Linked DNA regions of Homo sapiens: region 1 is linked to region 2. Evidence: chromatin loops called from intact Hi-C (ENCODE). Cell type or tissue: endothelial cell of umbilical vein. All regions are shown on one strand. Each heading gives the region's core, and the rest is flanking DNA. Links, peaks and the distances in the headings are about the cores only.

Region 1 (9,276 bases), core at 3,344-7,343, 190 kb after region 2:
AGCAAAAACAGAGCCACAGTCAACAACACACCTTAATGTTTGGGGACACGTTTGTTTTTAAAGGTTTATTTAAGAGAAACAAAGGAAGCCTGTTCATAACTGGTTAAGGGATAACAAGGGCTTTCAAAACAAAACCAACACAAAAATAACAGTGCAGTGATGTTTTAGCCTGCTGTTGTTGGCTGCCTTTCTTCAAGAAAGTCAGTTGCAACTTACTGTGATTCATTAATAAGTGTGCAGGGAACTATATTAAGAGCTTTATCAGTGTTACCTCAGTAAATCCTTGCAATAGCCTGACAAGTAGGTTCTCTTGACCCCATTTTAATGATGGAAAAACAGAGATACAAGGAGGTTTTGTCCACTGGGAACCAGCTAGTATGAGGCAGAACAGGCACAGTGTGGCTCCAGAACCTGTATTTTTGTTTGTTTGTTGTTGTTGTTGAGGCAGAGTCTCGCTCTGTCACCCAGGCTGGAGTGCAGTGGCATGATCTCGGCTCACTGAAACCTCTGCCTCCCAGGTTCAAGTGATTCTTCTGCCTCAGCCTCCTGAGTAGCTGAGACTCCAGGCACGCGCCATCACACCCGGCTAATTTTTGGATTTTTCGTAGAGATGGGGTTGCACCATGTTGGCCAGGCTGGTCTCAAACTCCTGACCTGAGGTGATCCACCCCACTCAACCTCCCAAAGTGCTGGGATTACAGACGTGAGCCACTGTGCCTGGCCAGAACCTGTGCCCTTAACGGCAACCTCTCTAACCCCCACCTGATGTTGTGGCACACGGTTGCATAGTCCATCCCATTAGGATACCAGGAGATGCAACATTTTTCCTCGTCCTAAACAGGTCACTTAATTCAAGGTTGTACTAGCACCTTCAGCCAAACTAAGAACCATCGGGGATGCCTCTGGGTTTTTGCCCAGGACACTGAAAAATAATTAGGTGTCTGAACTGGGAGTAGCAATTAAGTTGTGAAATAACATCGAAATCCCAAAGTATGATTTCTGGGTAAGAGTTTCTAAATAGCCTTGAGCTGCCCCCAGTTCTTGAAAATATTGGATTCATTAAAATCCAATCTGATGTCTAAGATTGGTGATATCATTGGCTTTAGTTCCATACACTTGGTTTACATTTGAGATTCTAATCTTACTCTGAGGGGAACTGGGATACCTCCAGTTGTTCCAAACATTAGTCTTTCATTTAGAGACGTAAACAGAACCCAAACCAGACTCAGTCCACACATTGAAGCGGCCTCATCCGGAGAATACCAAGGGTACTAACTGGTTACTGTGGTGTAGATGTTTTTCTTGTGTTTCATTTAAAGGCTTCTTAACAGAAGTGTCTTTTGTGGCCAACTTAACTAAAACCTACGGAGGGAGATAAACCCAGCACTTATTGAGGGCAGGAGCTGCCCTCATGCATCTCGAAGATTTCTTTCAAATCTGCCGAGGCATTTATCTCCCTCTTGAGGATTTAGCGGCAAGCGGATTCAGGTAATGTAAATGATTCTGTCTAAAAGGAGCTGGTTTGGAAAAATCCCCTCCAGGAAACTTCTGTAGAGTGCTCTCGTCATAGCTGGGTCATAAATGTTTCAGTAAGTGCACAGCAGGCTGTTTCTTAAGCTTTTGTAACCAGCTGCTGCCGCAGGAGAAGTGTGTTCATCAGCATCGCCCCCTGTTCTTCCCGGGTCATTTGATGCCGAGTGATATGTAAATTATTGATCAGAGATTTTGCGGAGGCCCACGCAAGCAACATCTGGTGCTGGTTAGCAAAGAGAGGCATGTATCGTTTTGTCTTGCTTTTGAGACTTTTTAGGAAATTGGAGTAGGCTGGCACTTGGGGTGGGGGTGGGATGGGAGTGATCTGGTGATCAAAGACCCTCTAATTCTGTGTTCTGTCCTCCCTCCTCAGTCTATATCCCCTAGGGCAGCACAGTCCAATAGTAGGTTCTGCAGTGATCAAAATGCTTCAAGTCTATGCTATGCAGCATGATAGCCACTAACCATATGTGACTATTGAACATCTGAAATGTGGCCAGAGGAACCAAGGAGCTGGATGTTTAGTTTTATTTAAGTGCATTAAGTTGAAATATATGTATATATGGCCTCGTGGCTGGTGACTACCAAATTAGCCAGTGCAGCTTTAGGACCTTGCCATGAAGATGTGGTTCTTGGGCCAGTTCTTGGACCTCAGCATCACCTGAGAACTTCAGTCCCAGACCCACTGGAAAAGAATCTGTATTTTAATAAGATCCCCAGATGGTTTGCTTACACATTAAGTGTGAGCCATGCTGCTTCAGAGTTATTGCCTGAGGAGTGGCTGTCCGACCAAGTCTAAATCAAAATTACTGACTTGTAAAATGCTGCTGTTCAGGATTGGCTAGTCTTAAAATATCTCAAATGTTGTTGCTCAGCTTTGTTCTTAACCATCTGAACTTCTAATCCCCTCCTCCCAGAAGAGGAGATAGTTTCCAAGACAAAGTATGGGGAGTGAAACTGATCCAGGGAAGAGCAAAAGCTATGTCTTTCTATGGCTTCTTGTGGGGATACAACCTCTAAATGCATATTAATATTTAATAATAAGCTGACGTTTTCGAGCCTCTCTGTGTATGGGCTAGGCCCTGTGATAAATGTTTTGCATGCACAGCTTCATTTGATCTTTATAGTAGCCCTCGAGATAGATCGTTATTATGCCCATTTTACAGATGAGGAAACTGAGACTCGAAGAGGTTTGGCACCCTAGATATATAGCTAGGAAATGGTAGGAAATCCAGATCCAGCTGATTCTTAACTGCTATGGAGTACTGCCTTCTTTGCACACGTAGCCCTTTATAATATGTTCCTCCAGGTCTGCCCTTGAGATAACAAACAGCATAACATAAAACTGTGTTCGTGTTCGTGAGTGCATGACTTTGTTAGCTGCAGTATCCTCTTAAAAGAGGACACTTTTTTGACCTGGAACATACTGGGTTTTCTGGCCTGCATGGGCATTATTTTGGATGCTGAGATGATAGTCCTTTTGACCAGGATGTCTCAAGTATCCAAGCCCAGAAATCATCTCTTCTAGGCTGAATCAAGATGGTTTGCATAAGAGACCATGCAGATGCACGTCTCTGCTATCTTACATTAAAAATGCAGAATGGCTCACCTGCCCTTTGTTGTCATATGTTATATAGAAAAACCTATTTGCATGAGAACTGTCACCCACAGTTTTGGGTAGGGTCAGTGTGTGCCACTGAGCAGGAACGCCGAGGGCCATAACCTGTCTGATGTATTAAATTCTCAGGAATCGGGATTAAAAGTTAACCAGCCAGCATCCTTTGCTATAAGGTTGAATGGCGCAAAAGGCAAGATTGATGCAAAGGTGCACAGCCCCTCTGGAGCCGTGGAGGAGTGCCACGTGTCTGAGCTGGAGCCAGGTGAGCAGGAGGCCTGCTGGGGGGTCCCAGCACCAGCACTTTCCAGCAGAATGTTCCTGTAAATGTGTGTCCCAAGGGAGGGCTGATCAGTTTCATTACTGCCAGTGAGCCTCTGAATTCCCTTTGCTGTTGCCAGATATTGTTTATAAATTAGGGTTTAAACATGTGCCAGGGATAGGGAGACCCTTTATGCTAGGAGAGAATGCTCATTCTTTCTTTCTTTTTTAAACAAATGCTGGGCTGGGTACAGTGCCTTAACCTGAGAGGTCAAGGCTGCAGTGAGCTATGATGCAGTGAGCTATGATTGTGCCACTGAACTCCAGCCTGGGTGACAGAGTGAGACCCTGTCTCCAGAAAAAAAACAAAAAAACAAAAAAACACATACACACAACACAAAAACAAATGCTTCTTTGTTTTCTGTTAGTTTTTCAGATTCCTTTTGCATGACATTCATCATAATTTTTCTTTCATATTGTAACAACATCTTACAGATTTTTATTCATTGACCTTATGGCACGAGTAAGCATATTTTGATCTCACTTTACTCTAAAGGAAAAGTAGGTTAATGTTCTGTAAATTTAAAAAAGAAAATCTGGGTCTCTAGGCCCTAATGTCCTAAGATTTTTCTTGCTTGGTGCCTTGGTATATGGAATTCTCTGATTTAATCAACTTTAAAGAGACAGTGTTACCGGTGAACATAATAAATTTATTAAGTGTCAGAAACTTGAAGGAAGGTATAAGGCTCAAAGAGTTGCTCAAAGTTTAGTGAAGGCCTGGCCAAAAAGCAGATGATGACCCCAAATGATCACTAGTACCACAGGAGAACTGTGAAGCAAATGGTAAAGATGGTCAGAGCAGGAGAGAGAAATAGTTTCTGCCTCGGTGAGTTCAGGAGGGCTTCTCAGAGGAGGTGACATTTGATGTGGGCCTTGATGTATGAGGAGGAGACCTATGATTACTGCCTTATAGGGCATTTGTTGTGTGCCTGGCTGTATTTGTATAGTGTAGTTGGAAATCTAGGCTCTGACCAGGCATGGTGGCTCACACCTGTAATCTCAGCACTTTGGGAGGATCAGTTGAGCCCAGGAGTTTGGGACCAACCTGGGTAACATAGTGAGACCCCTTCTCTACAAAAAAAAGTAAAAAAAAAATTAGCCAGGCATGGTGGCACACACCTGTAGTCTACTTGTGGGGGATGAGGTGGGAGGATTGCTTATGTCCAGGAGGTCGAGACTGCTGTGAGCTGTGATCATGCCATTGCACTCCAGCCTGGGTAACACAGCAAGACCCTGTCTCAAAAAGAAAGAAAAAGGAATGTAGGCTCTGTGTGAACATTTAGATCTATGTTTCCTAGTAGGCAGAAAGGCAGTGGGGAGCCTCAGGAGGAACAAGTGTAAAGGATGGGGTCAGATCCTGGTTTTAGTCTGAAAGGCCAAGTGGCAAGCTGGTGCTCCCAGAGTGGTCCATTTGAGGAAGCAGTGGCACTGGAAATGGAGAGGAGGGACTTGAGGCCAGAGATCTATGGTGGCTATAGAGAGTGAGAGAGAGAATCCATTCCAAAATGTTCCACGTAGCTTAGTGATTGGGTCGGAAGATGACAGTGCAGTTATCAGAACTAGGGCCAGCCAGGCAGAGGGTGGGTGAGGATTGGTCAGGGCCTTAAAGGGTTTAATATTTTACTTTGAGGGGTTTTGAAGGATCCCCAATACCCAAATGGAGATGTTTACTAGATCACTGTGAGGTTTGGTGGCCTCAGCCCCAACAGTCCCTCACTGGGTACCCTCCCTCTTCTCTTAAAGCCAATGTGCTTCAGGGGAAGCTAACTCCACCCCAGACAGGATTTGAACCCCTACAGATGTATGAGATCATTAGCATGACACAGTTACTATTGATTGCAAATTACAGAATACCCAGCTCAAGCCAACTCACACAATAAAGGGGCCCAGTAAGTTGCATAACTAGAAAGTTCAAGACATCCAAGACAGGTTTCAGCAATTTGATTTGGTCATTGAGCTGCGCCCTGCAAGGCGTCAAATATTTCTGCTGTTCTGCTTTGTGGGCCTGGTTCTGGCCTTCCTCTTGGTGGCAGGATGGCCTTCCTCTTGGTGGCAGGATGGCTGCAGCAGCACCAGATGTCCCACCTTCACGCCACATCAATTAAGAGAGACACCCTCTCAGGATTCTTAGAAGTCGAGAGCCTCCTTTCCCAGAAGTCTCCAGCACGTCTGCCTTCCCCTCTCACTGACCTGGACACATGCCCACTGCTGAGTCATTTCCTGTGGCTAAAGAAATGCCATGTGCTCATTGACTAAGGCTTAGTGAAGAAGGATTTTTCCCTGATCCACTCAGGGACCACACCTGGACATGGCGGTGGAGCCAGCTTCCCCTACAACACATTGGCTTTAAGGGAGGCGGATGGGGACTGTTGGAGGATGTTCAGTGCCAAAGGACGTAGGGTGCACAGCTTCATGGAGGTGCACCTCTGTGGAGACGTCCAGAGGCAGGGAGAAGAGCTTTGGGGAACACAAATTCTGAGAGGGATGAAGAGTACTAGGCACCAGGGAGAGACCGAGAGACTACCTGGAGAGGTAGGAGGAGAACAGGCTCTGCACCCTGGGCAGGAGGGCTTCAAGGAGGAAGCGGCAGTCAGGTGGTGCACAATGGGTAGATGTTCTAGGTGCCCACTTCAGTTAACAGATTACCTTGCTACATGCTGTGACCCAAACGCACAGCCACAAACCTGCCCTGTGGGGGCAGTTCCTAGCTTTGAGCTTAATTAAGGAGCATTAATGCCAGTTGGAACCGTTTTTTTTCCCCTTCAAGTGGCCAAATAGAGAAACATAGAAGAAGTGAGGTTTTCTTTTTTCCCTTCATATATATTCCTTTTTATTTCTTGTTATGCCTTCCCAAAACAGAGACATTGAACAGTAGTTAGAATGGCCATCTCCCAATGTTTAAAAACAAACTGAACTCCCCAATGGGTGAACAAAGTAAAGAGTAGTAACCTGGAGTTCAGCTGAGTAAGCCGCTGCGGAGCCTTAAGTGGTGAGGTCTTCCAATTTCAGAGTGCTGTGTCTTCAACTTGTATCATCATTTTAGTGGAAAAACATAATTTAATTTTGGTGAAATGAGATTCATCTCGTGACAGGATTAGTAACAGCATTCACAGAATTTCACACTGAAGAAGTGAGGTTTTCTAAAGAAAGGAAGTGTTCTTCTGAGGCAGGGGTCAGAGTCTTGTCCTGTGTTTATAGGATTTGCAATGTGGATGCGTTTCCCTTGGGGCTGATGAGGGATACCCAGGGGGTCTGTCTGGTTCTGAAATCCAGGATGCTGAGTGCCAGGCTCCCTGTAGAACTGTTGATTTTAAATGGGCCATCTCAGCTTGGCCTCCATCCTTTATCCTCACTGAACTCAGGGGTGTCCATTTGCTTGATTTCACCCTGTGCCTTTGCTCATTCTCCTAGATAAGTATGCTGTTCGCTTCATCCCTCATGAGAATGGTGTCCACACCATCGATGTCAAGTTCAATGGGAGCCACGTGGTTGGAAGCCCCTTCAAAGTGCGCGTTGGGGAGCCTGGACAAGCGGGGAACCCTGCCCTGGTGTCCGCCTATGGCACGGGACTCGAAGGGGGCACCACAGGTAACCCACTCTTCTGCTTCTTGAAGCCTTAACTGAACCAGCTCCAGGGACCAAGCCAGATGGAAATCCTCAAGCCCCATGAAAGCTTTTTACACGTACTCCCCGTGGAAACTGGGGTCATGCACACTTCGGAGGCGCTTGCTGTCCAAAGCTGTTTTGGGAGTTGCGGTTTGACCCACGATAAATCCAGAGTGAGAGCTCGATGGCCGTGTTATCACACCTCATTACTGTTAGTTGTGATTCAGATTCCTTCCTCTGCCAAGTTTCTTGACTTTCAGAACAGGATGCTGATAGTCAGGGAACACAGCACAGTGTCATTAATTTTGAGGGTTTCTTTGCCTGCACAGAATTCATGATGCGTCCAAGTGGGCTCCTACCCGTCTGTTCTTTCATGGTACCAGGCTCCCAGAAATGCACTGAAGCAGCAATAAGACCTGTCCCAGCCTATCTCCTCCTCTTTTTACTCTCAGATCTTAATGGAGGAGGAGAAAAGACTGAAATGTTCAAAGAATTCTGAAGCTTTTTAGACCCGTTACAATTTACTTTTATTCTTTGCCACAGATGGGACATGTTTGATTATGAAAGATACAGGCAGTGAAGAAGTAAATAAAGTGAGACTCACTCCATCTTCTCTCCTCCTCCCCCACCTGGGTCTGGAAGCAAACGGCTCTGGGAAGGGAGGACCTTCACCCTGTCTGTCATCTCATTGTCTGTCTTCATTCTTGGTTGCTGGGTTGGTTAGCTAATTGGTTCATTAGACAAGCAGACACAGAGTTTTGCTTTTGTCTTACAGAAAGAATCTTACTGTATCCACTGTGTGGTATAGCTTGTGTTTTTGCTTTGACATCTTAAAGATCTTTCCATGTCAGAACAGATCTTCCCCTCCTTTTCCTGGCTGTAGTGAGAATTCCTGCTGTGAATCGCAGTTATTTGAACAGGTGGCATCGGGTGGTGCGCAGTGAGTGCGTCACTGTTATGGAGGCTGCCAGGGTGGAGAGTCAGTCCTTAGTCTTTGCAGGGGAAGTGCGCAGTGTGGACTCACTGGGGCATGTTTGCATTTGGTGTTACTTTGGACCCTCTTGGGAAAGCAGTATGTCCTGGTTTCTTGAGTCTCTTGTGTGTGTACCCCCACCCCGCATAAGGAGAGTGGGATGGAGCAGACTTGCCTCCCAGGGGTGAGGGGTGAGTGGCTGCATGGTTGCCTGGCATCCAGCCCTAGGAGCAAGTGACCTGTGTGGCCAAGGGGCCCTCTCCGGGTGCAGGAGTGACTGGTGGGCTGGCAGGCTGCCCGGGACTCTGGCCAAAGCAGTGGCCTCAGCAAAGCCACCCACAGGGGTGGTGTGAGTGCTGCCAGACTCCCCAGGCAAATCCAGCCCGGCTCCACGCTGAACTCTGGGCCTGCGGCTTGCCTTTTGTGAAAGGCATGGTATCATTTTACCGTAAGTGATGTCCATTTTACAGATGTGGAAAGTGAGATGCAGAGGTTGAGTCACTCCCCAAACAACACTCCCCCAAAAAGCAGTCAGCTGGGAGGAGGCAGAACCAGGAATCAGTCTACATCCGTGACCTCAGAGCCTATGCGCTGAACCCCCGAGCTTGGCCCCCTCTCTAAGTGGCTGGCTCACCCAGAGGCAGTGACTGCATCCCCAGCCCACTTTGGGGATGTCCTAAACCAGGACCCCTGTCCTCCCAGCCACTCAGGAGTACTTTCCAGGCAGCAGTGCTGGCACTTGGGCCCTGACAAGGTACTCACCTTTGAGGGCCCAGGTGGGGTCCTCTCGGCACTTGGAGCGCGTGGCAGGCTTCAGGCCAGGCCTCACAGCAGCTGCTGGGGTCTCCCACACTGGCCAGGAAGCATCTCACCCTCCTGCTGGCTCATGCCGCTGTGCCTGGGCCCTCTCCCATTTCCTTTTGGCTGTTCGCACACCTTTTTGGGAGCTTGGGTTTCAGGCTGTGCTCTGCAAGTGCTGGACGCTGCTGAGAGAAGGAGTTGCTCTTGCAGGGAAGCTCCTAGCCAGGAGGGGAGAGGTACAGAACCGCCTGCTTCAAACCCTGTGTAAATATTGCTCTTGTCACAGGGAAGGCGCCTTGTTTTTCCAGCCCTCCTGCTCCCAAGCCTTTCCCTAAATATCCATTCTGAGATTACACAGCTGCAGTGTGCATGGAATGAAAAGGTATCTGTGCTTGGCCGCCAGAGCGCCCAGTATCCTGACCTTCTG
Region 2 (16,590 bases), core at 6,080-10,079:
ATGTCTGCCTGGCTACCTGCTGTAACACTGTCTGCTGAAATGTGGGCAGTGGACACTGGGAGGGCAGGGGAAGATGGGAGCACATTCAATAACCCCCAGCGGTTTCCTGCTCCTTCTTCTTGTTTTTTTCCTTTCCAGCCAATGTACCCATGCAAGGATTTGCCTCTGAGGAGGGCCTGTGGGCCTGCCATGCCCTCAGACCCCTTCCAGTGGTTTCTTCCAAGGTCTCCATGTTTGCCATTGTCTTTCCCACCACCCCAGCCCTGGACCTGGGTTAGAATCCTGACCCTGCTATGTCTAAGCTGTGTGACTTCAGGCAGATTTCTTAACCTCTCAGGGCTTGGATTTCTGTATAAAATGGGGCCGATGATACCTGACACATGCTTTAGGGGGTGCTGTGGTTTAAATATTCATGTTCCCTCCAAAATTCATGTTGCAACTTAATCCTCAGTTCAACAGTAGAGAGATAGGCCTTTGGGAGCTGATTAGGCTTTGAGTCCTCCTGGAGGGATTCGTGCCAAATAAAAGGGTGGGAAGGAACCAGCTAGGCCCTGTGCTCTTCTGCCCTCCACAGGTGAGGGGATAGCAACGAGGCATCAGAGAGCAGCCCTCACCAGACACAGTACGTGCTCAATAAACACTGACAGACTGAGAAAATCACCACCCCAGGTGTAGAAAATGGAAATGATAGCTCCAGTACTTCTGTTCACTCATTGAGTAGGAGGCTGGGAGGCAGGTAGGCTGGTGGTTGGCACTCCTGCCGTGGCAGGAACAACGGTTGCTGGTCAGGTCTCCGCTCTACTTTTCACTGGCTGGGTGACCTTGGGGAAGTTCCTTGACCTTTCTGTGCCTTAATCTTCCCATTGGTAAAATGGGAATAGTAGTAACATCCGGGTGTAATTTTCTAACTTAGATTAGTGAACGTAAAGCTCTTTGTCTGGAAGAGCTCAGTGCTTGTTAGCTCTTCTCATTCTTGGTAGTTGGGTGCTCATTACATGCCATGTTTCATCGACTCTAAGATGTCATTGATCACAAGAACACAGCACTATTTTATGTGCCACCAAGAAAGAAAAAGACTGATAGAAAGCTCTTGTCACTTAGGATGATGTTTTTCTTCTCTCTGAGAAAGTTATTTTATCATATAACATACCATCTACGTGACATAAGAAGAAAACTATGGTGAAATAAGTGAACCAAGATATTTTTTAGGGCCGGGCGCGGAGGCTCACGCCTGTAATCCCAGCACTTTGGGAGGCTGAGGCAGCAGATCACTTGAGGGCAGGAGTTCGAGACCAGCCTGGCCAACATGGTGAAACCCTGCCTCTACTAAAAATACAAAAATTATCTGGGTGTGGTGGCAGGCACCTGTAATCCCAGCTACTCGGGAGGCTGAGGCAGGAGAATCACTTGAACCCGGGAGGCAGAGGTTGCAGTGAGCCACAATCACACCACTGCACTCCAGCTTGGGCTACAAAGTGAGACTCCGTCTCAAAAAAAAAAATGTTGAAAGAAAAGACCATATCTTTTCCTTTATCGTTCTTTCTTTCTTTCTTTCTTTTTTTGAGACAGGGTCTCGTTCTGTCACCTAGGCTGGAGTACAGTGGTGCAATTATAGCTCACTGCAGTCTCAAACTCCTGGGCTTAATCCATCCTCCTGCCTCAGCCTCCTTCCTGAGTAGCCGAGACTACAGGTGCACACCACCATGGCTGGCTAATTTTTTAAAAATTTTGTAGAGACAGAATCTTGCTATGTTGCCCAGCCTGGTCTTGAATTCCCGGTCTCAAGCGATCCTCCTGCCTCAGCCTCCCAAAGTGCTGGGGTTACAGGCATGAGCCACCGTGCTCTGCCTCTTTCCTTTGTTTGTTAACACTTCCATTTATTGAGCATACACTCTGTACCAAGAACTGTCCCCAAAGAGAACTAGGAGCCATAAAGACGGAAGGCTGGGGTGGGAGTGAGGTGGGGATATGGAAGTTCAGAATGTGGGTCCCTGTTTCCTGAACCCCACACCAAGGTCTCTTCCAATCATTGATCTCTTGAGTGCTAGGGCAAAAAAACAAAGTTGCTCCATGTGCCAGAGGGTTAACAGTAGGGGGTGACTTTCCAGGCCACAGAACCAGGTAGGACCTGGGCAAGTCCCACGGCCTCAGCCTGCGGTTATCTGTGTTATTCACAGAGGCAGGACTGTCTAGTGCACGCTTATGTCTTCCTGTCCCCTCGCCTGCCTGGGCTCAGCTCCCAGCACCAGGGAGGCGGTAGAATCCGTGGAATATGTAAGAATTTTGGCTCAGACATGTCAGGGCTCAAGTCCCAACACTGCCTATTTCCAGCTACCTAACCTTGGGCAAGTGACACAGCCTCCTTGTGTGCTTTCGTTTCCCCATCTGTGAAATGGGGGTGATAATATAATGACACTGACTTGGTTGTCATGAGTATTGAACCAGACAACCCATATAAAGGGCCCAGCCCATGGCAATGTATACTACACATTGGCCCTTTTTATATTTCTATTTTAGGTGATCCCAGGCCTGGGTCTCCTGATGAGTCCATCTGACTTCCACTCTCCAGCACCCCCAGGGTTTACTGCTTCCATCCTGCTGACAGCCATATGCTCTTCTCTGGCTGATTCAAGGTGATTTTTGGGGTCTGTCCAGGGCCCCGCATAAGGTCCTGGGGTGGGCTTTCTGCTCTCTCTCGTTAGGAGACAGAGTGTGAGGGTTTCCAGACTCCCCACAAAACCCAGGACAGACAGGAGTGAAATTCCGGTGATGGGGATGGGTTATAGAAGGATGCTGTCCCTCACTCCTATCAGATACTGGTCCTCATTAAAAACTTGATTAGAGGCCAGGCGCAGTGGCTCACGCCTGTAATCCCAGGACTTTGGGTGGCCGAGGCAGATGGATCACCTAAGTTTGGGAGTTCGAGACCAGCCTGGCCAACATGGTGAAACCCTGTATCTACTAAAAATACAAAAATTAGCCGGGCGTGGTAGCGCATGCCTGTAGTCCTAGCTACTAGGGAGGCTGAGGCAGGAGAATTGCTTGAACCCAGGAAGGGAGGTTGCAGTAAGCCGAGATTGTACCACTGTACTCTAGCCTGGGTGACAAAGCAAGACCCCGTCTCAACAAAAAAAGACTTGATTAGAGTGAGGGCTGTGCTTTTCACCTCTGGAGGGGAAATATGGTCCATGGAAAAGGACAGTGTATGAATAATGTGACCTAGCCACAGGTGGCAAAGGGCAAATGCCAGGTGCAGCAGAATCACCACCCACTCATGAGGCTGTGGGTCTACAGGTAAGTGGGTGGCTCTGGGTCAGAAAGACATGGGTTCAATCCCTGGCTCCTCCACTTATTAGTCAAGACTTACTTTCTTTCTTCATCTGTAAAACAGAATTCTAATGGCAATAGTCTGGCAGAACCCAAGGTATTCATCAACATCCATGGTCTCCTCTTCTTGGGCACCAGCCAGAATGTATTTCCCAGACCACTGCTACATGGAGTGACCATTTGCTGTCAATGGAAAGTGGGTTTGGGCTTGTAATCGCAGTGCTTTGGGAGGCCAAAGTGGGGTGGATCGCTTGAGCTCAGGGGTTCAAGACCATCCTGGACAACATGGCGAAACCGCATCTTTACAAAAATTAGCTGGTCCTGTGGTCCCAGCTACTTGGGAGGATGAGGCAGGAGGATCACTTGAGCCCTGGAGGCAAAGGTGGCAGTGAGCTGAGAGTCCACCACAGCATTCCAGCCTGGGTGACAGAGCAAGACTCTATCTCTCTCTCTTTTTAAAATAATTTTGGCTGGGCGCGGTGGCTCACACCTGTAATCCCAGCACTTTGGAGGTTCGAGGCGGGTGGACCACGAGGTCAGGAGATCGAGATCATCCTGGCTAACATGGTGAAACCCTGTCTCTATTAAAAAATACAAAAAATTAGCTGGGCGTGGTGGTGGGTGCCTGTAGTCCCAGCTACTCGGGAGGCTGAGGCAGGAGAATGGCATGAACCCGGGAGGCGGAGCTTGCAGTGAGCCGAGATCCCGCCACTGCACTCCAGCCTGGGCGACAGAGCAGGACCCTGTCTCAAAAAATAATAATAATAATAATTTAATAGTATTTTGTTTTTGTGTTTTGAGACGGAGTCTTGCTCTGTCGCCCAGGCTGGAGTGCAGTGGTGCAGTCTCAGCTCACTGCCACCTCTGCCTCCCGGGTTCAAGCAATTCTGCTTCCTCAGCCTCCCAAGTAGCTGGGATTACAGGTGTGTGCCACCACGCCCAGCTAAATTTTCCATTTTTAGTAGAAATGGGGTTTTACCATGTTGGCCAGGCTGGTCTTAAACTCTTGACCTCAGGTGATCTGCCCACCTCTGCCTCCCAAAGTGCTGTGATTACAGGCGTGAGCCACCACGCCTAGCATAATAGTGTTTTTTAATGAATTGATTTTGCCTTAAGGAGATTGTGAATCAGGAAACTCAGCAATAAGACTCCTGTCTGTATGTTAGAATTACCTGGGGAGCAAAAATACTGATGCCTGGGCTCCACTTCCAGAGATTCCAATTTAATTGTTCTGGGGTAGAGATGAGCATCAGGAGCTTTTAAACAAATTTTCTAGGCTGGGCACTGTGGCTCACGCCTGTAATTCCAGCACTTTGGGAGGCTGAGGCAGGTGGATCACTTGAGTTCAGGAGTTCAAGACCAGCTTGGCCAACATGGTGAAATCCCATCTCTACTAAAAATACAAAAATTAGCCAGGTGTGGTGACAGGCACCTGTAGTCCCAGCTACTTGGGAGGTTGAGGCATGAGAATCACTTGAACCTGGGAGGCGGAGGTTGCAGTGAGCCAAGATCCTGCCACTGCACTCCAGCCTGAGCAACAGAGTGAGACCCTGTCTCAAAAAAAAAGAAAAAGAAAGAAAGAAAGAAAAAAACATTTCTAGTGGGCCAGGTGCAGTGACTCACGCCCATAATCCCAGCACTTTGGGAGACTGAGGTGTATGAATAGCTTGAGCCTGGCAGTTTGAGACCAGCCTGGGCAACATGGTGAAACCCTGTCCTACAAAAAATACAAAACTTAGTTGGGCATGGTGCACATGCTTATAGTCCCAGCTACTAGGGAGTTAAGGCAGGAGGATTGCTTGAGCCTGGGAGGTCGAGGCTGTAGTGAGCCGTGATTGTGCAACTGCACTCCAGCCTCAGTGACAGAATGAGACCTTGTGCCAGGGCTGAGAATCAGTGAAGTAATTAATCTCAGGGCCTTTGCCTGTGTTCCCTCTATCTGGAAGACTCTATGACCAGGTCCTCCTAGAGCCAGCTCCTTCTCATTGTTTAGGTCTCGCATTAACTTCCGAGGGCTGCCAAAACAAATTATCACATATTTGGTGGTTTAATGCAACAGAAATCTGCTCTTACAGTTCTGAAGGCCAGAAGTCCAAAATCAAGATGTTGACAGGGTTAATTCCTTCTGCAGACCCTGAGGGAGAATCTGTTCCTTGCCTGTCTCCTGGCTTCTGGAGGCTGCTGGCAACCCTTGGCATTGCTTGGCTTGGGGCTCCATAACTCTGATCTCTGCCTCTATTTTCACATGGTCTTCTCCTTTTCTGTCTGTTGTAAGGATATTTACCATTGGATTTAGGGCCCATGCTAATCTAGAATGATCTCAATTTGAGGTCCTTTACCTTAATCACATCTACAAAGACTCTTATTCCAAAAAAGGTCACATTCTGAGGTTCCTGGTGGACAGATCTTTTGGGAACCATAATTCAAACCACTACATCTCTCAAGTGTCACCTCCTCATGTTAGCAGTGGCAAATCTGTATAGGTCTGCAGCATCGCCAATTCTTGCCTCTTCGGAAGAAAGAATTTGACTGAGGGGCAAAAGGCAAGAAGGAGAGACCGAGGCAAGTTTTAGAGCAGGAGTGAAAGTTTATTAAAAAGTTTCAGAGCAGGAACGACAGGAAGTAAAGTACACCTGGAAGAGGGCCAAGCAGGCGTCTTGAGAGATCAAGTGCACGATTTGACCTTTGATGTGGGGTTTTATATGTTGGCGTGCTTCTGGAGTCTTGCATCTCTTCTTCCCTGATTCTTCCCTTTGTTAGAATGTTGGGTGTGTTGGGCCTCGGGGACAGGCCTCAGGAAACAGAATCTCTCTGATCTTCTCCCGCTCCCTGCTCCCTTTTCACCTGCCCCAAAGAAAGACTCCAATCTTCCCCCACCTTTCTCACTTGGGTCATAGACCCTTATTCCAGAGAGGGTCCTGCCCCATACTCTGGGGGAAGGAATGCTGAGCTTCCATAAAAGCCCAAGAGAAGGCTGGTGTGGTGGCTCACGCCTGTAATCCCAGCACTTTGGGAGGCTGAGGCAAGCAGATCACAAGGTCAGGAGATCAAGACCATCCTGGCCAACATGGTGAAACCCCGTCTCTGCTAAAATACAAAAAAATTAGCTGGGTGTGGTGGCGCGTGCTTGTAGTCCCAGCTTATCAGGAGGCTGAGGCAGGGGAATCGCTTGAACCCGGGAGGCAGAGGTTGCAGTGAGCCCAGATCATGCCACTCTGCACTCCAGCCTGGCAACAGAGCAAGACTCCGTCTCAAAAAAAAAAAAAAAAGAAAAAGGCCCAAGAGGACTGGGTTTGGAGAGCTTCTGGACAGCTGAACATTGGGAGGGTCCTGGAGGGTGCCCCAGGCAGGGCATGGAGCTCCATGCCCCTTCCCCAGTAGCTGGCCCTACGTGCTCTTCATCTGGATCCTTTGTAATATCCTTTATAATAAACCAGTAAAAGTGTTTCCCTGAGTTCTGTGAGCTCCAGCAAATTAATTGAACCCAAATAAGGGGTTGTGGGAACCCCAACTTGAAGCTGCTCAGTCAGAGGTTCCAGAGGCCTGGACTTGTGACTCGTGTCCGAAACGGGGCCAGTCTTGGGGACCGAGCCCTCAACCTTTGGAATCTGATGCTATCTCCAGGTAGATGGTGTCAGAATTGAGGACACACAGCTTGTGTCCGCTGCTGAACTGCTTGCTTGCTTACTGGTGGGAAGAAATATTCTCATATTTTGGGATTACAGAAGTCTTCTGTGTTGATTGTTGTGTTGGTGTGAGAGCAGAGTAAAAACACAATTTAAGCATTTTCCCTAAACATTACATATGGAGATATCCACATTTAAAGAGCTGAATAATGTCTAGGATTTGCTTTAAAATATTTCACACACACACACACACACGATAAAGAAGAGAGAAAAAAGAAGGATAAATGAAGTAAATACAGCAAATCTTGTTGATGGTTGAATTGGGTTGATGGGTATATGTGAATTAATTGAATCATTTTTTCTATTATTGTGTGTATTTAAATCTTTTAATAATAATTTATTTTCTTTTTTGATTTTTTATTGTGATAAAATATCCGTAATATAAAGTTTATCATTTTAACCCTTTTTGAATGTACAATTCAGTGGCATTCGTATTATTGTGCAACCATCACCACTGCCCATCTCCGGACTTTCTTTGGTCTTTATAAATCAAAACAGCAACTCAGGGCCGGGCTTGGTGGCTCATGCCTATAATCCCAGCACTTTGGGAGGCCAAGGTGGGCGGATCACCTGAGGTCAGGAGTTTGAGACCAGCCTGGCCAACATGGTGAATCCCCTTCTCTACTAAAAATACAAAAATTAGCCAGGCATGGTGGCAGGCGCTTGTAATCCCAGGTACTCAGGAGGCTGAGCCAGGAGAATCGCTTGAATCTGGGAGGTGGAGGTGGCAGTGAGTTGAGTTCATGCCACTGCACTCCATCCTGGGTGACAGAGTAAGACTCCGTCTCAAAAAAAAAAAAAACAAACAAACACAACCAATCTAACAAAGTTGTCTGTAGAACCCAATATCTACTCGGGTGATTTGGAGCAGGGGTGGGAATGAGTAGAATAGTCATGCAAAATCTAAAACATCCCTAAAGTTGGAGAGGGATTGGCCCCCTAAAATTGATGGGATGCCCCCACCATCATGGCTAAAGCCACCCCTATGTCTCTCAGGTCTCAGACTGTTGATGAGGCCAGGCCCGGAGAGGAGTAGCCCATGAAGTCATCTTGTTCAGCCCCCTGACTCGGGGCAGGACTGCACCCCATCCAGGTCAGAGGCTGACTCACTCCCAGCTATTCACTGGAAAGTTAGGCAGCTCCCTCCTCATCCTGCCTTCCAGGAAAGCCAGGCTTTCTGGAAGCCCAGAGGCTAGAGCTTGCCTCTTCCTGCCCAGGGTGGGATGAGGGGGTTGGGTTAGAGGATGGGGCGAGGGGCTGGTTCACTCTGACCTCATCACATTCTTGGACGGGGGAGCGGAAGCCTGGTGAGCCATCCCCAGGTCCAGCCTCCTGAAGCCTGCTGCTGTGATTTGTGGGCTGGCTTCCAGGCAGGGTAAGAATGGAATTGGCCCCAGGAACACACTGTAGGAAGGGACCTGTCTGCCTCCATTTGGGAAGGAAAATGGTGAAAACCTAGGCTCAAGTCCCTGCACTGCTGTTTCCTACTGTGTCACACTGAGCAAGTTATTTAAGCTGAGCACAGTCCTTTCCTGTGAAATGGGGATAACAATGGCACCTAACTCATAGGGCTGTTTTGAGGATTAAATGAGGTACTTTTATCCTTTGCATTATTCCTGGGGGCATGGTTTTTGTTCAGTAAATATTAGCTACTTGGAAAGCAAGAGCATTTAAAGGCAAAGGGGGCCAGTGAGGTGGCTCACGCCTGTAATCCCAGCACTTTGAGAGGGCGAGGCAGGCGGATCACTTGAGGTCAGAAGTTCAAAACCAGGCTGGCCAACATAGTGAAACACCATCTCTACTAAAAATACAAAGAAAAAATTAGCCAGGGATGGTGGCAGACACCTGTAATCCCAGCTACTTAGGAGGCTGAGGCAGGAGAATCGCTTGAACCTGGGAGACGGAGGTTGCAGTGAGCCGAGATTCACCACTGCACTCCAGCCTGGGCGACAGAGCGAGACTCTGTCTCAAAAACAAACAAACAAAAAAATAGCTGGGCATGGTAGTGGACACCTGTAATCCCAGCTACTTGGGAAGCTGAGGCACGAGAATCGCTTGAACCCAGGAGGTGGAGGTTGCAGTGAGCCGAGATTGTGCCACTGCACTTCAGCCTGGGTGACAGAGCAATACTCAGTCTCTAAATAAATAAACAGGGCATTTTTCTTTAGGTAGAGGGTCACCTATCACCAGCTCCATCGAAACTAGTAGTGCCACAGCCGAGGCTCTCAAGGGAGGGGGCAGCGTAGTGGGGGCTGAGGGCTCACGTAGCTAGTGGGCAAGGTATAGGCTCTGAGGCCAGACTGTGTGGGTTCAGATACCAGCTATGCTATAGATTGCGTGATGTTGGGCAAGTCACTTAATAACCTTCCGTGTATCTCAGTTTCCTCCTCTCCACAGTGGAGGAAATAGTAATGTCAGCTTCACAGGGATATCATGAAAATTAAATGACTTCTATGTAAAACACTCAGAGCAGTGCCTGGAACACGGTAAGTCCTACATGTGCGACGGCTCCAACCATCTGTATTATTTGTGTCTATCCAGAGTCTTCTTCCTCCATTCCCAGTCATAACAATAACAACAGCAATAATATCAGCAGCCACTGTTGGTTATCCTCTCACTTTATAAATTATCCCAACAGGCATGGTGGCTCACGCCTATAATCCCAGCACTTTGGGAGGCTGAGGACCACTTGAGGACAGGAGTTCGAGACCAGCCTGGCCAACATGGTGAAATCCTGTCTCTACTAAAAACACAAAAATCAGCCAGGCGTGGTGGCACACAACTGTAATCCCTGCTATTCAGGGAGCTGAGGCAGGAGAATCACTTGAACCTGGGAGGCAGAGGTTGGAGTGAGCTGAGATCATGCCACTGCGCTCCAGCCTGGGTGACAGAGCAACACTCTGTCTCAAAAATAAATAAAAATAAAAAATAAATTATCTCAACAAACCCAAGACACCATCCTTACCCTATAGGTGGAGCAACTGAGGCTCAGGAATGCTGGGTAAGGTGCTCGAGATCACACCGGTGCAGCCAGGATTTGAACTCAGGTCTCTGACTCAAGGGCCCACACGTGTGGCCATTTACTATTATATATGGCACTTAAGGAACAGCTCTGAGCTCAATACATAGATCCTCATAAAACAATAAGACCCTGAGGCAGTGGCCCACGAGACACTGACTGTGCCATGTCAGTTGTGTTGTAGGTGTTCAGAGGAGAGAGTAAAGCTGGAACGACCCAGGGAGGACATGGTCTGGCCTTGGACCTTGAAGAGGAGGTGAGACTTGGATTAGTGCATTGGGAGGGGTGTGGTTTCAGGTGGGGACAAAGGTGTGGAAGTAGGGCTGGGTGGGGCCCCACTTAGAGGCGGTGTCTGGGGTAAAGTCAGGGGCAGGGAGGGCGGCTGGCCAGCTTCCAAGTGGAATTGAGGCATAAAGCAGGGCTGAGGCCCAGGCCAGGAGCCGAGCACCTCCTTTTCCTGTTAGCCTCATTTCCCTTCCTCAGGGACCCACAGAATAAGCTCTTAACTAGAAGCTATTGTCCCTGCCCCCTCAAAATCCCAGTTTGGAGGCCCAAATGTCAAAGGGGAGCGATGGCTCTCTGGGCCAGTGGCGTGGGGGTAAAATAATTTACCAAGACAGTTGTAGGCAGAAAAAGGCTGATTTATTGGAGAAAGTAGAAAAATAGGTTGCAAGGAGACAGGGCAGCCTGCATGAGAGATGCCGACTGCAAAGAAACAAAGGCTGGCTGGAGATTTTATAGGACGGTGCTGACACTGTGTGCTGAAGAGGGCTGTGCGCAGCACCACGACGCCAAGCTTGCAGTGAGCTCACCTGCAGGTGTCTGGTGGTAGCTGGGCACAGGAAGATGGTGAGTTACTTGCGCAGGAGGGCTGTGTCCTGGACCACAAAGAAAGGCAGACTTGTAACTCATCTGCTTCTGCTTTTGCTTTCCCTGGTCCCACCAGCCTGACTCCCTTTCCCTCATCAGGACTCCTCCACACCAAGGAAATAACAGGTCCCCCTGCTCAGATTCAGCCTCGAGCCAGCAACAAGGGGAGTCGGAGGAGGCCTTTAGCCTATTTTATTGGTTTATTTTCTTCTCACAGCAAATATGCCCAGCCTGTGGCAGGCATCCAGGCACACCCAGTACATGTTCCTGTCCTTCCTCCCCTTGCAGGTATGGAGTGGGACCCAGTCCCGACACAGACTCACTGTCCCTCTAAAACCACATCCACCCCCACCTCAGAAACGGAAGTTTCACTGAAGGTTTCTTAGGAATTTAAAAGGCAAGGTTCCTTCCCAGTTTAGCAAGACTTTCTGAAAAGCTCACCTCCCATCCCAGGGACTTTTTTCCCTAGGGCCCCAGCTTCAGCCCTCCTCCCAAATCACAGCCTCCTCTTTGCCTCTCCAGATGAATCCCAGTCTGTGGCCCACAGCCCTCACATTCTTAAACTAAGTGCCATTAGCAGGATCTGCCTGGTGCAGAATGAAAATGTGAGGCCCTTTTTCAGAAATTACGAAGAATTTCAGCTGGGCATGGTGGCTCACACCTGTAATCCCAGCATTTTAGGAGGCCGAAACAGGAGGATTGCTTGAGACCAGGAGTTAGAGATCAGCCTGAGCAATAGAGTGAGACCTCATCTCTACAAATAATAAAAATATTAGGCTGGGCTCGGTGGCTCACACCTACAATCCCAGCATTTTAGGAGGCTGAGACAGGCGGATTGCCTGCGGTCAGGAGTTCAAGACCAGCCTGGCTAACATGATGAAACTCCGTCTCTACTAAAAATACAAAGATTAGCTGGGCGTGGTGGTGAGTGCCTGTAATCCCAGCTATTCGGGAGGGTGAGGCAGGAGAATCGCTTGAACTTGGGAGGCAGAGGTTGCAGTGAGCCGAGATCATTCCACTGCACTCCAGCCTGGGCGACAGAGTAAGACTCTGTCTCAAACAAACAAAGAAACAAACAAACAAACAAATTAGCCGGGCCTGGTGGTGCTGCTGGTGGTCCCAGCTCCTTGGGATGCAGGGGGTGGGAGGATTGCTTGAGCCTGGGCTGTCAATGCTGCAGTGAGCTGTGATCGCACCACTGCACTCCAGCCAGGGCAATAGAGCGAGACCTTGTCTCAAAAAAAAATTTTTTTAAAGAATTTCGGCGACAGCTGAGCATGGGTCATAAGCCCTAAAGCTGTCCTTGCCCTTAGCACATAGAATGTCAAGTTTTCAAGAATTTTAAAGCTAAGGTCTGAGATCCCATCCCCTCCCCCCACTCCACTCCCAAAAAAGCGTATTTTGAGAAGGGCTGCTCTGGACTACACTCACCCCACACTCACCCCTTCGCTTCTCATCTTGCCCTTAGGCCCTCAGTAGAAGGTTTGAGGTCTCATAGTTGAAGTGATTGTACTTTTCGCAAAGTACTTTCAGCTGTTCTTTATGAGAGAGAAGTTATCATCCCATTTTACAGCTGGGCAAACTGAGATTTAGAAACTCCCAGGTGTGGTGGCTCATGCCTGTAATCCCAGTGCTTTGGGAAGCCGAGGCAGGAGAATCACTACAGCCCAGGAGTTCAAGGCTGCAGGAGCTATGATTGCACCACTGCACTCCAGCCTGGACAACAGAGCAAGACCTTGTCTCTATTTTAAAAAGGAAAAGAAAAGAAATTCCCGGCCGGGCGTGGTGGCTCACACCTGTAATCCCAGCACTTTGGGAGGCTGAGGCGGGTGGATCAACGAAGTCAGGAGTTCAAGACCAGCCTGGCTAACATGGTGAAACCCTGTCTCTACTAAAAAATACAAAAATTAGCCAGGCATGGTGGCAGGCGCCTGTAATCCCAGCTACTCAGGAGGCTGAGACGGGAGAATATGCTTGAACCTGGAAGGCAGAGGTTGCAGTGAGCCGAGATCACGCCACTCCACTCCAGCCTGGGCGACAGAGCGAGACTCCGGGTCAATAAAAAAAAAAAAGAAAAAAAGAGATTCCCTCCCTGAGCTGACACCTTGCTGGCTAGTAGCATAGGTGGTACCAGCTCTGGCCTCCAGACATCCTCAGCCCTCAGCCATTTCCACTACAGAAAGCACCCAGACATCATCCAAAGCCAACACTCAGATGATGCAAAAGTCAATGCAGATAACTCACAGGAAGGAAGGTCATCCTGAGGTCTGATGAGTCAGGGAAGGACAGAGACATTCCTCACATTTTCACCAGCAGTTCTGCTGATAGAGGTCTCATGTGGGTCTGGTGTTCCTCTAGGATTGGGTGGAGCCGTTTAAACATGAGAAACGGCTGTTACAATAAATACAATAAAAGATGGTCATGCTGATTTAGCAGTAAGTGAGTGGAGCCAGAAAACCAAATTGGGGGTGAGGGTGAGGAAGAGGAATGGGGCTTTGCAGTCGAATCCAGCAGCAAATAGGCCCATGCCTGGAAGGAAGTTAGTCTGAGGCCACAACAAATCAGGCAGGGAGGTACATTGCTGGTAGCTACACATATTGGTGTCATCTTCCTAGAGGACATGTGGGTAGTTTATAAGAGAAACCATTAAGGGGTCATAAAGGTAAGGCTGGGTCGGGCGTGGTGGCTCACGCCTATAATCCCAGCACTTTGGGAGGTCGAGATGGGAGGATCGCTTGAGCCCAGGAGTTTGAGACCAGCCTGGGCAAAATGGCGAGACTGTCTCTACCAAAATGAAAACATGCCTGTAGTCCCAGCTACTCGGGAGGCTGAGGTGGGAGGTCAAGGCTGCAGTGAGCTGTGTTCATGCCACTGCACATCAGCCTGGGTGACAGAGCAAAACTCTGTCTCAAAAAAAAAAAAAAAAAAAAAAGCTATTAGCCAGGCCTATTTATGAGAAAATTAGATCCAGCAGATGAACCCAGTGTAGGGAACATTCTATAGGATACCAGGCCAATTCTCAATACTATCAAAGTCATGAAACAAGGAGAGGGCTGGTGTGGTGGCTCATGCCTGGAATCCCAACACTTTGGGAGGCCAAGGCAAGAGGATCACTTGAAATCAGGAATTGAAGTCCCACCTGGGCAACAAAGCAAGATTCTGTTTCAGAAAAAAAAAATTGCTGGGCATGATGATGGGCACCTGTAATCCTAGCTACTTCGGAGGCTGAATTGGGAGGATCGCTCAAGCCCAGAAGTTTGAGCTGCAGTGAGCTATGATCGTCCCACTGCATTCTAGCCTGGACAAAAGAGTTAGACCCTGTCTCAAAAAACATTTTTGTTTTTTTGTTTTGTTTTGTTTTGTTTTTGAGATGGAGTTTCACTCTTGTCACCCAGGCTGGAGTGCAATGGCACGATCTTGGCTCACTGCAACCTCCACCTCCTGGGTTCAAGCGATTCTCCTGCCTCAGCCTCTTGAGTAGATGGGATTACAGGTGCGCGCCATCATGCCCAGCTAATTTTTTTTTTTTTTTTAGATGGAGCCTCACTCTGTCATCCAGGCTGGAGTGCAGTGGCGAGATCTCAGCTCACTGCAACCTCCACCTCCCAGGTTCAAGTGATTCTCCTGCCTCACCCTCCTGAGTAGCTGGGACTACAGGTGCACAACACCACACCCCGCTAATTTTTGTATTTTTAGTAGAGATAGGGTTTTGCCATGTTGGTCAGGCTGGCTGACCTCATGACCCACCCGCCTCAGCCTCCCAAAGTGCTGGGATTACAGGTGTGAGCCACCATGCCCAGCCTAATTTTTTTTTTTTTTTTTCATTTTAGTAGAGACAGGGTTTCACCATGTTGGCCAGGCTGGTCTCAAACTCCTGACCTCAGGTGATCCACCCACCTCGACCTCCCAAAGTGCTGGGATTACAGGCATAAGCCACCACACCCGGCCAAAATTTTTTTTTTGAGCTGGAGTCTTGCTCTGTTGCCCAGGCCAATGGCACAGTCTAGGTTCACTGAGGCAGGGTTCAAGCAATACTCTTGCCTCAGCCTCCCGAGTAGCTGGGACTACAGGTGCCCACCACCATGCCTGGCTAATTTTTGTATTTTTAGTAGAGACAGGGTTTCACCACGTTGGCCAGGCTGGTCTCAAACTCCTGACCTTGTGATCTGCCCACCTTGGCTTCCCAAAGTGCTGGGATTACAGGTGTTAGTTACCACACCTGGGCAAAATTTTGTTTTAAAAAAGAAAAACAATGAGAAATTGCCAAAGAGTGGAGGGGAGACATGACATCAAATGCCACGTGGTTCCCTGCATGGAATATTTTCGTTTTTTAGAGATGGAGTCTTGCTATGTTGCCCAGGCTGGAGTGCAGTGGCTATTGACAGACACGATCATAGTGCACTGCAGCCTCAATGTCCTGGGCTCAAGCAGTCCTCCTGCCTGAGCCTCCCAAGTAGCTGGGATTACAGGTGTGAGACACCAGACCTGGCAGAAATAACAGCACAGAGATGAAGCGTCCCTTTCATCACATCCTGAGAGGGAGTCTGCCACATCACAGGGTACCACTGGCGAGGCTCACCTTATCACATGGTTAAGGAGGTGTCCCTTGGGCTTCTCTGCTGGAAAGCCACTATTTTTCACTTTCCATACTCTATTCTTCGGAAGCGAGTCAATAAGTCTAGCCTACCCTCAAGTAAGGAAGGACAGGAATTAGGCTTCACCTCCAGGAGGAAATCTTGATTTTTAAAATGTTAATTACCTTTAAAAAAGAAAACCTGGCCAGGCACAGTGGCTCATGCCTGTAATCCTAGCACTTTGGGAGGCAGAGGCGGACGGATCACGAGGTCAAGAGATGGAGACCATTCTGGCCAACATGGTGAAACCCTGTCTCTACTAAAAATACAAAAATTAGCTGGGTGTGCTGGCACGCACCTGTAATCCCAGCTACTTGGGAAGCTGAGGCAGGAGAATTGCTTGAACCTGGGAGGCAGAGGTTGCAGTGAGCCGAGATCATGCTTGGTGACAGAGTGAGACTCCGTCTCAAAAAAAAAAAAAAAAAAAAAGAAAAGGAAAAAAAAGAAAACCTATCCTAGTGGTAAAATGCAAAAGATACCAAGGCATACATGGTGTTAAGTCCTCCTATCTCTGTCCCCAAAAGTAACAATGTTACCATTTTCTTGTGAATCATTCCAGAGGTATTTTATGCACAGACAGGCAAATATGTGTACCTTGCTCCACCTTTTTACACAAGGGCGGTACCCTGGCCATGCTGTTCTGCACCCAACCACGGGGCTGCTTGAATTATGAGATTCTGTAAGCACCTCGGTTTCAGATGTCTGACTCTGAGGGGATGGGTCAGTAAATGACATTCTGTATAGCAAGGGCCTGGCCACAGCTAGGAGCAGTGACACAGATAAGTAGCTTCTGGTCTCATGAAAAAGTAAGATGTCAAATGACAATAAAATCGAGTGCAGAGTACATAATCATTTCAATTAGGTGGAAGTTATCTTTCAGGAGAGGCTGCAGGAAACTGTAAATCACTGAGATAAAGTGGAAGGCCTGTGAGTAGCATGTTTTGTTACATGTAAAAGAAAAACTAAAAGATGAGACTGTGAGCTTTTGGGAATGCAGTTTCCAGGATCCTGAAGCCAACCACATATAGGTGGCAAAGACCCCGTCGCCCTTTCC

What was found. Peaks named below come from ENCODE experiments on the same cell type or tissue, not always from the same donor. Only the 100,000 strongest peaks of a DNase experiment are listed, where the experiment ranks them.
Region 1: a loop joins it to region 2, with 2.6 times the contacts of the local background. A loop is called at or near these places in 14 of 110 quality-filtered maps.

The regions. Positions count from the first base shown.
Region 1 is chr3:58,156,274-58,165,549 of GRCh38, forward strand. FLNB (filamin B) reads left to right here. Exons shown (of 46, transcript NM_001457.4): 42 at 3,281-3,413; 43 at 6,881-7,057. FLNB-AS1 (FLNB antisense RNA 1) reads right to left here. Exons shown (of 2, transcript NR_135534.1): 2 at 6,274-9,276. Among named protein-coding and RNA genes, the nearest start is that of FLNB-AS1, 9.7 kb to the right of the region's middle. RefSeq lists enhancers at 5,281-6,480, 5,489-5,783, 7,790-8,603 and a silencer at 5,356-5,553. In endothelial cell of umbilical vein, for the core only: no CTCF peak of the experiment used is centred there; DNase peaks (open chromatin) are centred at 5,678 and 7,288; H3K27ac peaks cover 2,719 bases.
Region 2 is chr3:57,961,783-57,978,372 of GRCh38, forward strand. LOC105377104 (a long non-coding RNA gene) reads left to right here. Exons shown (of 4, transcript XR_940874.3): 2 at 2,518-2,633. It overlaps LOC124909385 (a long non-coding RNA gene), which reads right to left and starts at 13,250. Exons shown (of 2, transcript XR_007095928.1): 1 at 13,147-13,250; 2 at 10,656-10,910. RefSeq lists enhancers at 1-209, 210-1,162, 8,060-8,354, 11,328-11,831, 11,832-12,333 and 2 more. In endothelial cell of umbilical vein, for the core only: no CTCF peak of the experiment used is centred there; a DNase peak (open chromatin) is centred at 8,159; H3K27ac peaks cover 2,264 bases.